Regions from separate parts of the Homo sapiens genome. Here region 1 is linked to region 2. Evidence: read pairs that join two places in POLR2A ChIA-PET (ENCODE). Cell type or tissue: PC-9. All regions are shown on one strand. Each heading gives the region's core, and the rest is flanking DNA. Links, peaks and the distances in the headings are about the cores only.

Evidence for each region. ChIA-PET counts read pairs that join two places held together with the same protein. Peaks named below come from ENCODE experiments on the same cell type or tissue, not always from the same donor. Only the 100,000 strongest peaks of a DNase experiment are listed, where the experiment ranks them.
Region 1: POLR2A ChIA-PET joins it to region 2 with 44 read pairs; 16 of 35 experiments call an interaction of 5 or more read pairs at or near these places.

What each region holds. Positions count from the first base shown.
Region 1 is chr12:54,170,138-54,175,500 of GRCh38, reverse strand. It overlaps a transcript of SMUG1 not described here. Among named protein-coding and RNA genes, the nearest start is that of SMUG1, 16 kb to the left of the region's middle. In PC-9, for the core only: no CTCF peak of the experiment used is centred there; no DNase peak of the experiment used is centred there.
Region 2 is chr12:53,992,951-53,998,313 of GRCh38, reverse strand. It overlaps HOXC-AS2 (HOXC cluster antisense RNA 2), which reads left to right and starts at 1,529. Exons shown (of 3, transcript NR_047505.1): 1 at 1,529-1,644; 2 at 2,405-2,481; 3 at 2,796-3,106. RefSeq lists an enhancer at 2,529-3,097. In PC-9, for the core only: no CTCF peak of the experiment used is centred there; a DNase peak (open chromatin) is centred at 2,753; H3K4me3 peaks cover 2,518 bases; H3K27ac peaks cover 2,294 bases.

The DNA.
Region 1 (5,363 bases), core at 114-5,113, 180 kb before region 2:
AACGGGACCATTGTGTCAGATATGTCCAGGAATTTCTCAGCCCCAACTGCAAGGGGCTAGGAAACAGGATGAGGGGAGGGGCTCAGAGGCCAGGAATTAGGCAAGAGCCAAGGGTTGGGTGTGGCCCTATGGAAGATGAGAAGTGGAGCTTCCTTTCAGAACACATCTGTTAACTTTGGGGATGGAAAACTGCAGCAGATGGTGGCAGGCAATGTCCAGGTAGCAGATCAAAAAAGACTGGAAATGCAGCCTGGCCACAGCTGGGGTAGAGAAGCTAGTGATGGAATGGAAGAAGGGAATAGAGATTGCAGCCTATCCCAGACTAAGTGTTGACTCTGAATATTCTTGTTTAGGAGGATATAGGGCAGCTGTTTCCTCTTCTTCCCTGGTGCCCCAGAGAAGTAAAGAACTTCAACTGGAGCATGAGACATTGAGGTTAGACACATGGATAAACTTCCCAGCTGTGACCATCAGGTGATATAGAAATAAATTACTTTGGGGGAAGATGAATTGCTTTCTTCTTCAGAGACCTTAATGCCAGCCTGGCTCAAGCCCATGCTCACCAGTCAAGGTTGAATTATAATGTATTTGAGGAAACTTTCTTTTTTTCTCTCCCTCCTTATTTTGGCCCTCACCCTCTCAAGTACAAAACAGAACAAACAAAACACCTGCAAAAGAATTTTCCTGTACATCTTGTCCATTCTTCTGCCCCTACATCTCATTCAAGGACCCTCAGCCTGATGTCTGTCTCTAGTCCTGGCTTGCAGGAGGGATGGCTGAGAGCCCAGAACAGTCCTCCATGGTGGCCTGTGCCAAGCCAGGTTGCCATTTCCATTTTCATTAATTGAAGCAGCTTGACCCTGATCTTTTCAGGCCAGCAATTTCCTGTCCGCTGGTTAGGAGTATGTGGAGGACATGTTTTTGCAGGTCATTCTGTCCTTCCATCTACCTGGATGGTGCTAACACCTGATTCAGGCAGCAAAAAAGGGTCTCCTGTCAACAGTTGACTGAGAGAATCCCAACTTCACACAAATGCCCAGCCTCTCCTCTTGGGATCTCACACTTTGTCTTCTTCAGAAGCTCTTTCTGGTATCTACCCTCCAGCCTATCTGCTGTAATTTGGGTTGTTTTTTTGTTCAGTTTTTAGAAACCTGCTGACTTATAGCTCCCTCTCAGAACCTCATGTGATGATACTTCTGTGGCTTGGGAGAAGAACAAAATGTCTTTGAAGGAAGGGGTTTGCCTTCAACCCTGGAAGGCCACACAGCTGAGTGATTGGGGTGTGATGACTTTGCTCTGAGCATGAGTGTGGATGTGTTTTGCTCCTTACCTGGCTGTATGGAAGGTCTGTGTGTCCCCTGTGAATCACTGAGTTAGCATCATTTTGTTCCTGTGTTTGGTAGCGCTGCTTTGCAAGTACCGTTTTAAGGGGTAGGGTAGTGTGTTCCCCTAGAGTGGGAGTCCACTGTATTACATGCATTTGTGTCCTCCTGTGATCATGGGATCTTTTTTGTCTCTGCAGTTTTCAGTCTTCCAGATGGACACTAGTGTAATTGAGTGTGACCCATTTTTGCTGCTGTTGTGTCTTTGTGTGTCTGGTATTTTTGTGTAGCCTCTGTGTTTGGGGCATCTTCGGGGGGCTTGTCGTGTCTTTCTGAGTGTCCTCTGGCTCTGTTTGGGCGGGGGAACAGAAGAAGGAGCCCAGACTCGAAGGGGAGCTGTCTGGGTGGGGGGAGCGTTTTGGGAGGGGGCGTGCTGCAATCTGTGACTTGGAAAACAGATTTGCAGAGGAGGCGAGCAGCCCGGGCGTGCGGAGCGTGCGGGGCGGGGGCGGGCGGCCGCTCTGGCCCCCAGCTCCTCCGCAATCCAATTAAATAACATTTAAATGCATAACCAGCCCGCGCGGCGATGAGGCTGGAGATTGGAGCGGGCTCGGCGGCGGGCCGCGCGGGCGGCGTTTTGTGGAGCTCAGCGATTCTGGCGGTAATTTCCCCGCTCGACGCGGCTTTTACGAGCCAGCTCCCGGCGCCGCGCCCGCTCTGCTGCGCCCGCCCCGCTCCCGGCCGCTTCCCGCCACTCCCCGCCTCGACACTTTTTTCTCCCTCGCCCTCTCTGCAGCCTTCTGGTCTGTCCGCGTGCGTGTCTCTCGCTCTGGTCTCTGTTTCTCCATCTCTTGGGGTGCATGCACCTCGCCCTAACCTCCCTCTCCAGCTGCTCCCGCGTCTCACGATGCCTCTCCCGTTTGCTCTCTCGCTGGGTGTCTGCCTCTCCCTTGCGCTGCCTGTCTGTGGCTTCTGCCATCTGTCAGCTTTTGCTTTTCTCGCTGCTGTTTCTGCCTCTGACTTTGACCCCTTGTTCTGGCCGATGCTGCCTCCACTTCTCTCTGTATCACCGTATCATCACAGCTTCTGGCTGTCTTTGCTCCCGTCTTCTTGTCTCTGGCCTTCTGCATCCTTCCACCTTCAAACCCTTCCCTTCAAGCCGCCTTGCCTTCTCCCCATGACTTAGAGACCCCACCACACCAGGCTGTCCGCTGAGTCCTCAGCCTTTCTCCACCTGTGTGCCCGTGGGGAAGGCCTGCAGACTGGGAACAGCTAGAAAGGGCCGAGGAGGAAAGGAAGGGAAGCTAAGTTAAGAAGAGTGGGAGCAGGTGGTGGGCTTACCCTGGCTGGGCCTAGGCCCAGCGGGAGACGGGAGGAATACATATGTGGTGAGTGGATGACTGGAAGAGACCCATTCTTCCCTACATCCTTTAGGAGCAGAGCAGGGAGGACCACCACATTCGGGGTCAGGGGAGTGGTTCCTTTTTGGGAGGTCTGCAGGAGCACCAGAGAGATGTGATTCCTTCAGGGCTTCAGGATCTTTTGAGGTTAGGATGCAGATGGGTATTTTCTGAAGAACTAGAGTGGGGCACGTCCCCCCTGCCCCGCAGGAGACCCCCCACCTGAGCTCCTGAAGCCAGGTACCTGAGGAAGACAGAGGAAGCAAGGCGGGCATTTTGTTTCTTGTGCGGGACCTGACTCCATTGTTTCCTCTTCAGTTCACTCCCTTTCTTATCCCTGCTCAGGCGCCCCAACATATGGAGCTGCAGTTTAGCAGATGCTACGTGGCATACAGATTTCCGGGTAAGAGTTTCCCGGCTAAGAGAACAGCGAGGGCAAAAGCCCTCATGTGAGCATGTCTGGTGTGTTGGAAGAACAGCAATGAGGCTGATATGGCTGAAGCAGAGAAAATCAGGGAAGAGAATAAGTGATGAGATCTAAGAGGTGATGGGGAGCCACATCACGTAGAAACTAATAAGTTACAGTAAAACTCACACTCCGAGTAACATGGGAAGTCACTGCAGGGTTTCAAGCAAGGGAGTGACATGATCTGCCTTGTCTTTTTACAGAAAATTCTTGCTGCTGTATTGAGAACAGATTGAGAAAACAAGGGCAGAAGCAGGGAGACCAGTCAGGAGCTGATTGCAGTATCAGGTAAGAGGGGATGAGGGCCAGGACCAGGGAGATGGCAGCAGAGGTGATGAGGAGTGGTCAAATTTTTGATACATTTTGCAGGGAGAGCCAAGGGATTAGTGAGAGCGTATGAAAGAAAGAGGAGTAGAGGATAAGACCAAGATTTTTTGGCCCGAGTGACCACAGCAATGGATTTGCCATCAACTGATATGGGGAAATACCACAGGAGGAGCTGGTTTTGGGAGTAGTATTAGTTGTGGACATGTTAGCTTTGAGATACCTGTTAAGCATCCAGGTAGAGGAGGCTAGCAGGTAAATCAATACACAAGTCTATAGCTTTTTTTTTTTTTTTTTTTTTTGAGACAAGACTCTAGCTCTGTTGCCAGGCTGGAGTGCAGTGGCATGATCTCAGCTCACTGCAACCTCCGCCTCCCAGGTTCAAGCAATTCTGCCTCAGCCTCCGGACTAGCTGGGATTACAGGCACGCGCTGCCACGTCCAGCTAATTTTTGTATTTTTAGTAGAGACGGGGTTTCACCATGTTGGCCAGGATAGTCTCATTTTCCTGACCTCGTGATCTGCCCACCTTGGCCTCCCAAAGTGCTGGGATTACAAGTGTGAGCCACCGCGCCCGACCACAAGTCTATAGTTTAATGGTGAAGTCCAGACTGGAGATAGAAATTTGGGAGTAATCAGTGACACTGGATGAGATCCCCTAAAGAGTGAAAGCTGATAGAAAGTGAAGGTGGCCAGGCGTGGTGGCTCACACCTGTAATCCCAGCACTTTGGGAGGCCGAGGTGGGCCGATCACCTGAGGTCAGGAGTTCAAGACCATCCTGGCCAACATGCGAAACTCCATCTCTACTGAAAAATACAAAAATTAGCCAGATGTGGTGGCGGACGCCTGTGATCCCAGCTACTTGGGATGCTGAGGCAGGGAGAAATGTTTGAACCTGGGAGGCGGAGGTTGCAGCAGTGAGCCAAGATCACGACTCTGCACTCCAGCATGGGTGACAGAATGACACTTCGTCTCAAAAAAAAAAAAAAGAAAGAAAGAAAGTGAAGGGCATCCAATGACAGAGTCTAGGCGCCGCAATATTTAGAAGTTGTAGAGGTGCATTTATCTGTCATGGGATTAAGAAACAAAAGGGGCCAGGTGCAGTGGCTCACACCTGTAATCCCAGCACTTTGGGAGGCTGAAGTGGAAGGATCACTTGAGCCCAGGACTTCGAGACCAGCCTGTGCAACATAGTGAGACCTCTGTCTCTACAAAAAATAAAAAGTTAGCTGAGTGTGGTGGCACGCACCTGTAGTCCCAGCTACTCAGGAGGCTGAGGTGGGAGGATTGCTTGTGCCTGGGAGATTGAGGCTGCAGTGAACCATGATTGTGTCATTGCACACCAGCCTGAGTGACAGAGTGAGACTGTCTCACAAAAAAAACAAAAACTAAAAAAAGTTGTGGAGGTACAAAAAAAAAATGCTGAGACATCTCAGGGAGGAGGCTTTAGGGAAGAGGTGCGGGGCTCTTGGCTTGATCATTCTTTTTCATTCCCAGCTGCCCTGGTGGCCAGGCCCTCATTGGCCCATATCTAGATGGTCCCAGTCCACTCTCTGGGCCACTGCTTCATTCCCCTCCAAACACCACACAACAGCCACACTGACCACTTCATGCCATGCTTGCTCAAGAACCTACAGGGACTCCTGAAGCTCAGCATTATGGTCCCAGAGCTAGGGAAAGAGAGCTGCGGCTAGATGGGACCTGAAACTCTTAGTTCACCTTTACTGCTTTGCCGCTAGGGAAACTGAGAAACAGTGAGCTTCTCTTTTTGTCTTTTTTTTTTTTTTTTTAAGACAGAGTTTCGCTCTTGTTGCCCAGGCTGAAGTGCAATGGCGCGATCTCGCCGGACCG
Region 2 (5,363 bases), core at 300-5,299:
GCTGGCAGCACCGACCCCAGCTCCATAGGCCCCCTCCCAAGTCTCTGCTCCTCCCCCTCTCTGGCTCTTTCCTTTTCCTTTTTGGTCTAAGGGGGCGGCTTAACGGGGCTGGGATTTCAACTCATGGGGGAGGATGAGGGATGTGTTTGGTTGGGGAGAGGCGACTTGGGGGTTCAGCTCCTTGGCGCCACTGTCTTCCCCTCCCTTGAGCTGGACTGAGCTGGGAAGCCCAACTTACAACAAGAAACAGAATATCTCTTTGGCCTTGATGGAGTTGGGTTAGCTGTCAATCAAAAAATCTCCCTCACTAGTTCAAGGAAAAGACAGGAGGTTCCAGTCCCCCTGCCGAGGCTTTCTCCAAATCCCCAGTACAGCCAGCACCTCCCCCAGCCCAGGGCGGCTGAGGACCGGGCCCGGCACTTGGGCGGCTGCTGGCAGCGATGAGCAGAGACGTTTAGCCCTCAGCGGGGCCCGGGGCCAGACTGAGACCAAGAGGACATCAGGGGACAGAGCCTGAGAGAGACTGAACCCGAGACAGCCTGGGACAGACCAACTGAAACATGGAGTCAGGCCCAAGAGAGGAAAGAAGGAAGCGGAGCATTAGAATAAAGGGAAAAAAGGGGGAGAATTAAAAGAAGGAAGGCAAGATGAAAAGAGATAGGAGAGCCGGGAAAGGCAGGCGTGCAGAGAGGGAGGCGGAGGAAGGGCGGCCGTAGGCAGGCAGGACGGGGCAGGGGCGAGCTGGCGGAGCAGCCGTGGCATTGTGCAGCCCGCTGGCTTGCCGGGCCTTTGCCGCGGGACCGGCTCCGGGCGCGGCGGCCACTTCTGTCTGGACACAAAGGCGGAAGAGGGCTCCTCTCCTGCCCCTCCCAGGAGACTTGCTCGGATGGGTACTCTAGGCCTCAGGGATATAGAACCCCATATTGGTCCAGACAGCCGCTTAGGCAGCTGGGGGCTGAGCCCTGCTCTATTCAAGGAGCGAAGAAACAGAAGAGGAAAGAGGTTTCACCCCTGCTCTTCCTTTGCGTCTTCTCCAAGCGACAAGGCCAGCTGCCCCAGCCTCAGCTTTCCTGGAGGAAAGAGTCCCTAAGGAGCCTCCCCTATGGGCCTCTGCTATTTGGGAGAGTTCCTCAAATAGACATTGGGGCCGTAAAGAGATGCCCCCTTCTCTCCTACCCCCTTTGAACACCGCCTTCTTTTCAACTCTTGAGCTGCCTGCGCACCCTGCCTGCCCACTCTGCGGAGGCGGCAGCAGCGGGCAGTGAGGCTCACCGGCGGGATCCCTGCTGCCGTGAAATCCCCTGTGAAACCAAGGAGATTGTCGCTTTCCTTTATTTTATTTTATTTTCTGGGACTATGACCTCCGAACTCTTCCCACTCAGAGGCAGGCACGGCTGTGGATCAGGAAGCAGGCCTCGCCCACAGCCCCTTCCCAGCCAATGCCTCATTTTCCCTGCGCCCTTCGGAGAGAGGCGGCCTTGGGGAGGGGGGCTAGAAGAGGCTGGGAGTTCCGGAGTCCACTGGGCGGAGGTTCCGCAGGTCCACAACTGCATGTGGCCTGTAGCCCCCATTCTCCACATTTGGAGGGGTGTGGGTGGCAGACCAGGGCTTTGAAGCGGACCTGCAGATTTCCCTCAAATCCAGGTTTGTAGGTGCGGGGGGCGGGGCACAAAGGATATAGGGGCACCAAGAAGGAAGGTCTGTCTTCCTGGGGTTCAGTTACTCCTTCTGAATCTTCTGCCATACTCCAGACTTCCCCTCACCCACATACTCCCTTCAATTTTCCTCAGCACCGCTGGGGCAAACCCAGGGACTGGAGGCCACTGGGAGTTCTTGTTGGGGAGGGGGAAACCCCAGCTTTAGCTCGCAGCTGTGCATTCACTCTGGTTCTTAGAGTTCCCTCCCACCCCCAAAAGACTTCACTGGGCACAGGAGAGACCCCTGAGGGGGAGGGGCACCCTTACTCCATCACCTGAAACCTGGGCAGCTGCGGCCACAACCAAACTAGCACCGTGGGAAGGACAGACAGAAAGATAGACAGGTTAGAGTCGTCCCCTCCCCCTGCCCCGCGCCTTCCTTTTAGTGATTTAAATTCCCTCCGGTTCAATCCACACCGTCAAGTTCGGATTAAATTTAAAACAGGCTTTCTCCGGTGTCCCCAGCGGGCCATCCCGGCTGCCGCAGGCAGGGAGCCCGCTCCCGGCTCGTCAGCACCCGCCCTGCGCGGAGAAGGCCGTACTCCATTTGCTTTCATTTTCCTTCTCCCCCTGAAATGGGCTCATTTCACCTCTCCACTGCCCTCTTCCCCTCCCCGCCCCCTCCCTGGTTCCCCTCTACTTTCCCCCCTTCTCTCTCCTGATCCCTCTTTGTTGGGAAAAACACACCCACACACAACTCCTCCTAGCTAAGGCCTGCGCTGGAAGCAGAAACTGAGTTCTCTTGGCCTGCCGCGAGGAAACCCGCGTCCTGCCCCCACCCAAGGTGGGTATCTGGGATCCCTACACACCAGGAGTCAGGTCCCGAGGCCCAGCAGGAGTGAAATCCCCAGGGCCTGTGAACGTGGCTCTCTCAAAGCCACGGCCTGCCGGGCCTGCATTCCCGCCGGCGCCCCCGCCCTGACGCTCCGCAGCAAGCGGGGCTATTTCCGGCTCCCCCAACGCGGTCTGGTTTTCCAGCCTGGGAGTGGCTGGAGGGGGAGCCGCCCCAGAGCTAGAGCCGCTCCCTGCCCTGCCCGGAGCCCCAGTGGCCCTGAGCGCCTTGTTACCTGATCTTTTGTGTGATGTATGTGTCGCAAGGAAATTTGCAGTGACTTTGGAGCCCAGACTGAGGAAGCGGAGGTGGCGAAAGGAGAGACAATACGAGCCCGAAGTACAATTAAGGGGCCAGAGCCGCTCGTCTCTCCCCCGCCCTCCCTGCCCGACTGCGAGCTGTCTGGCCTCAAACCTCAGGGCGACACGCGAACCTGGAGCCGGAAACTCAGCCCGTGGCAGAGGGAGTCAGAGGACTCTGCATCCAGAAAACAGAAGCAAAGCGCCCTTCCAACTTGGGGACGCCTTAACCAGCCCCTCTCAGTTGCAGATAACCCAATGAATGAAAGTGCAAATTCCGCCGTTTTTCCCGATTTTTTTTCCAGCCTTGGGAAGGAGAGCTCAGGGTTTGGGGCGTCTCAGACAGAAAGGCAAACCGCATCTCCTGAGGCAGACAGACCCACAACATGAGTGTGAGCCTGAGATCACATACAGGTTCAACATTTCCCGAGGCCTCTTTGCCAGGCCCGGCGGGCGCCGATCTCCCTACCTTCTCTCCCTCCAGGGCCTCAGGCAGAGAGACCCAGAAGACTCTGTCCCTCTGGTTTGGTCCAATCCCGCTTCGGAAGCGCCTTCGTTACCTGGTCCTTCGCTCCCCACGGCCATAGATACAGGACAGGCGGCTCCCGCCTGGGGAGGGAAGCCCCGGCCACCACGGCCGCCGCCGCCCGCCCTCCTTCCCTCCCTCCCTCCTTCTCGCCCTCCCTCTCTCTCCCTCCCTCGCGCGCTGCCGCTCGCGGGGCCCTCCCGCGGGCAACCTGGTCTGGACCAAATCCAGGTATATCCGAAAGAGAGAAAAAAGAAAGGACCTTTTACGCGGAAAAGAAAAGACAGAAAGACCTTCCATTGCATTTATTTTTCATGCTGTGACCATTGGTCGGCCTCAGTTCAGACGTCCCGGACACGGCCCGGCAGCTGCAGAGGCGTGCAGGGCCTGCAGCCTCTCCCACGCTGACCGCCGCGCCCCGCGCGCCGCTTGCTCCACACTCTGGGCCGCCGCCCCCAGGGCAGCCCAAACACCCAGCAGACCTCAAGGTCCTTTCTATAGACTCAACATGCGGTTGCCCGCCTCGCCGCCGGCCACAGCCCGGGAGCCCGCTCTGCTCTGTCTGCGGCCAAAGTCCATACACAATCCACCTTGCCGGTGCTCTCGCACCCTGCCCGAACACCCCTTCTGGCCACGCAGCCGTCCGGGCCACACTCGTGCTGCGGTCCAGCCCAGGACTTCGAACCTCGCCCCCTGCACGACCCACACAAAGCCCTGAGCCCTGGCGTTCCCACCCGAAGCCCCCAGTCCCCGCTGCCGCCGTCTTCTTCACCTGTTCTCGGGAAGGGCTGCATCTCCGAGCCGAAGTCAGGCCGTGGGCCGGGGCGAGGTCCCAGAGAGGCCACAGCGGATCTGCCAGGCTGAGCCGGAGCCCCAGCAGCCGACGAGAGATCTCAGAGACCAAGGCTCGCCTTGGCGAGCTCTTGCCTTTTCTTCCTCCCGCAAGTCTCAAACATTCATACACTGAGAGTTCAGCTCTATAAATCCTGCTCCTCTTTCCCATATCATAATTAAAAAAAAAACAGTAGGGGAGGTTTTAACTTTTATTGCGATTTCTGGAGTTGGGCTGCGGAGCATATATTAAGTTTACGCTTATGCGCTCTCGGCGGGGAGGGTCCTTTAAGAAATAAAAATCCATCTTAATATCCACAGACGAGAGAGATAATTTTTTCTCTTCTCTTCACGCTGTTCCTTCTGAAGACTCCCTTCCGGCGAAGGGAATAAATAATTACCATCGCCTTAGCCATGATCCACGGCCTTGTGCCGGGGGTGGACTCTGACCACCAGACTGGTCCTCACCTTGGCCCTATGAGACCTCGCTCCATTTCTCTGCATTTGGGGAGGAGACACCTCAACCCCTGGCTCTCTGACCTCCCACACATAAGCCCAACAGCTCTGAAACGGAAATGGGGGCACAGAGACCCAAAGCACAGAAGTCGTTCATTAGTGAATTTCGGCCCATCAGGGACTCTATCTCCAAGCCAAATGCTCCTGAGCACCCAGTCCCTGCCTGGGACACGCTTTGCCCCAACTGACTGTGTGCCTGGGGCAGCCTGAAGACTCAAAGGCTGCTAGGAGCTCCCAAACTAGGGGAATCCCTTGCCTGCTTCCCACCAGCTGGCCTGACTCTCTGGAAACTTCCCCATTTCCCTGGGAGCCATAGAGAGGTTTGAATACTTCTCTCCAAGAGAAGAAATTTTTTCTCTCACAAAGGGATGGGGGACAGACAGACCAACAATCCAGCTAGGGAGACAGGAAATTCTATTCCCATTTTCTCCTCCAGCTTCCTTGGGAGTCAAAACAAATATGTTCGCATAAGAGAGGGGAAAAATAAATGTGTATGCGTATAAATACATACAGGGTATTTAAGAGAGCCTAGGGGAGACAGAAACAGAGCCCTACACTCATACAAGGTCACATATATCCCTCCCAGCAGATGACTGTGAGAATATAGAACTCTGTATATATTTTGTTACAGGGACATAATTTTGTTTCCCTGTCTAGACGTT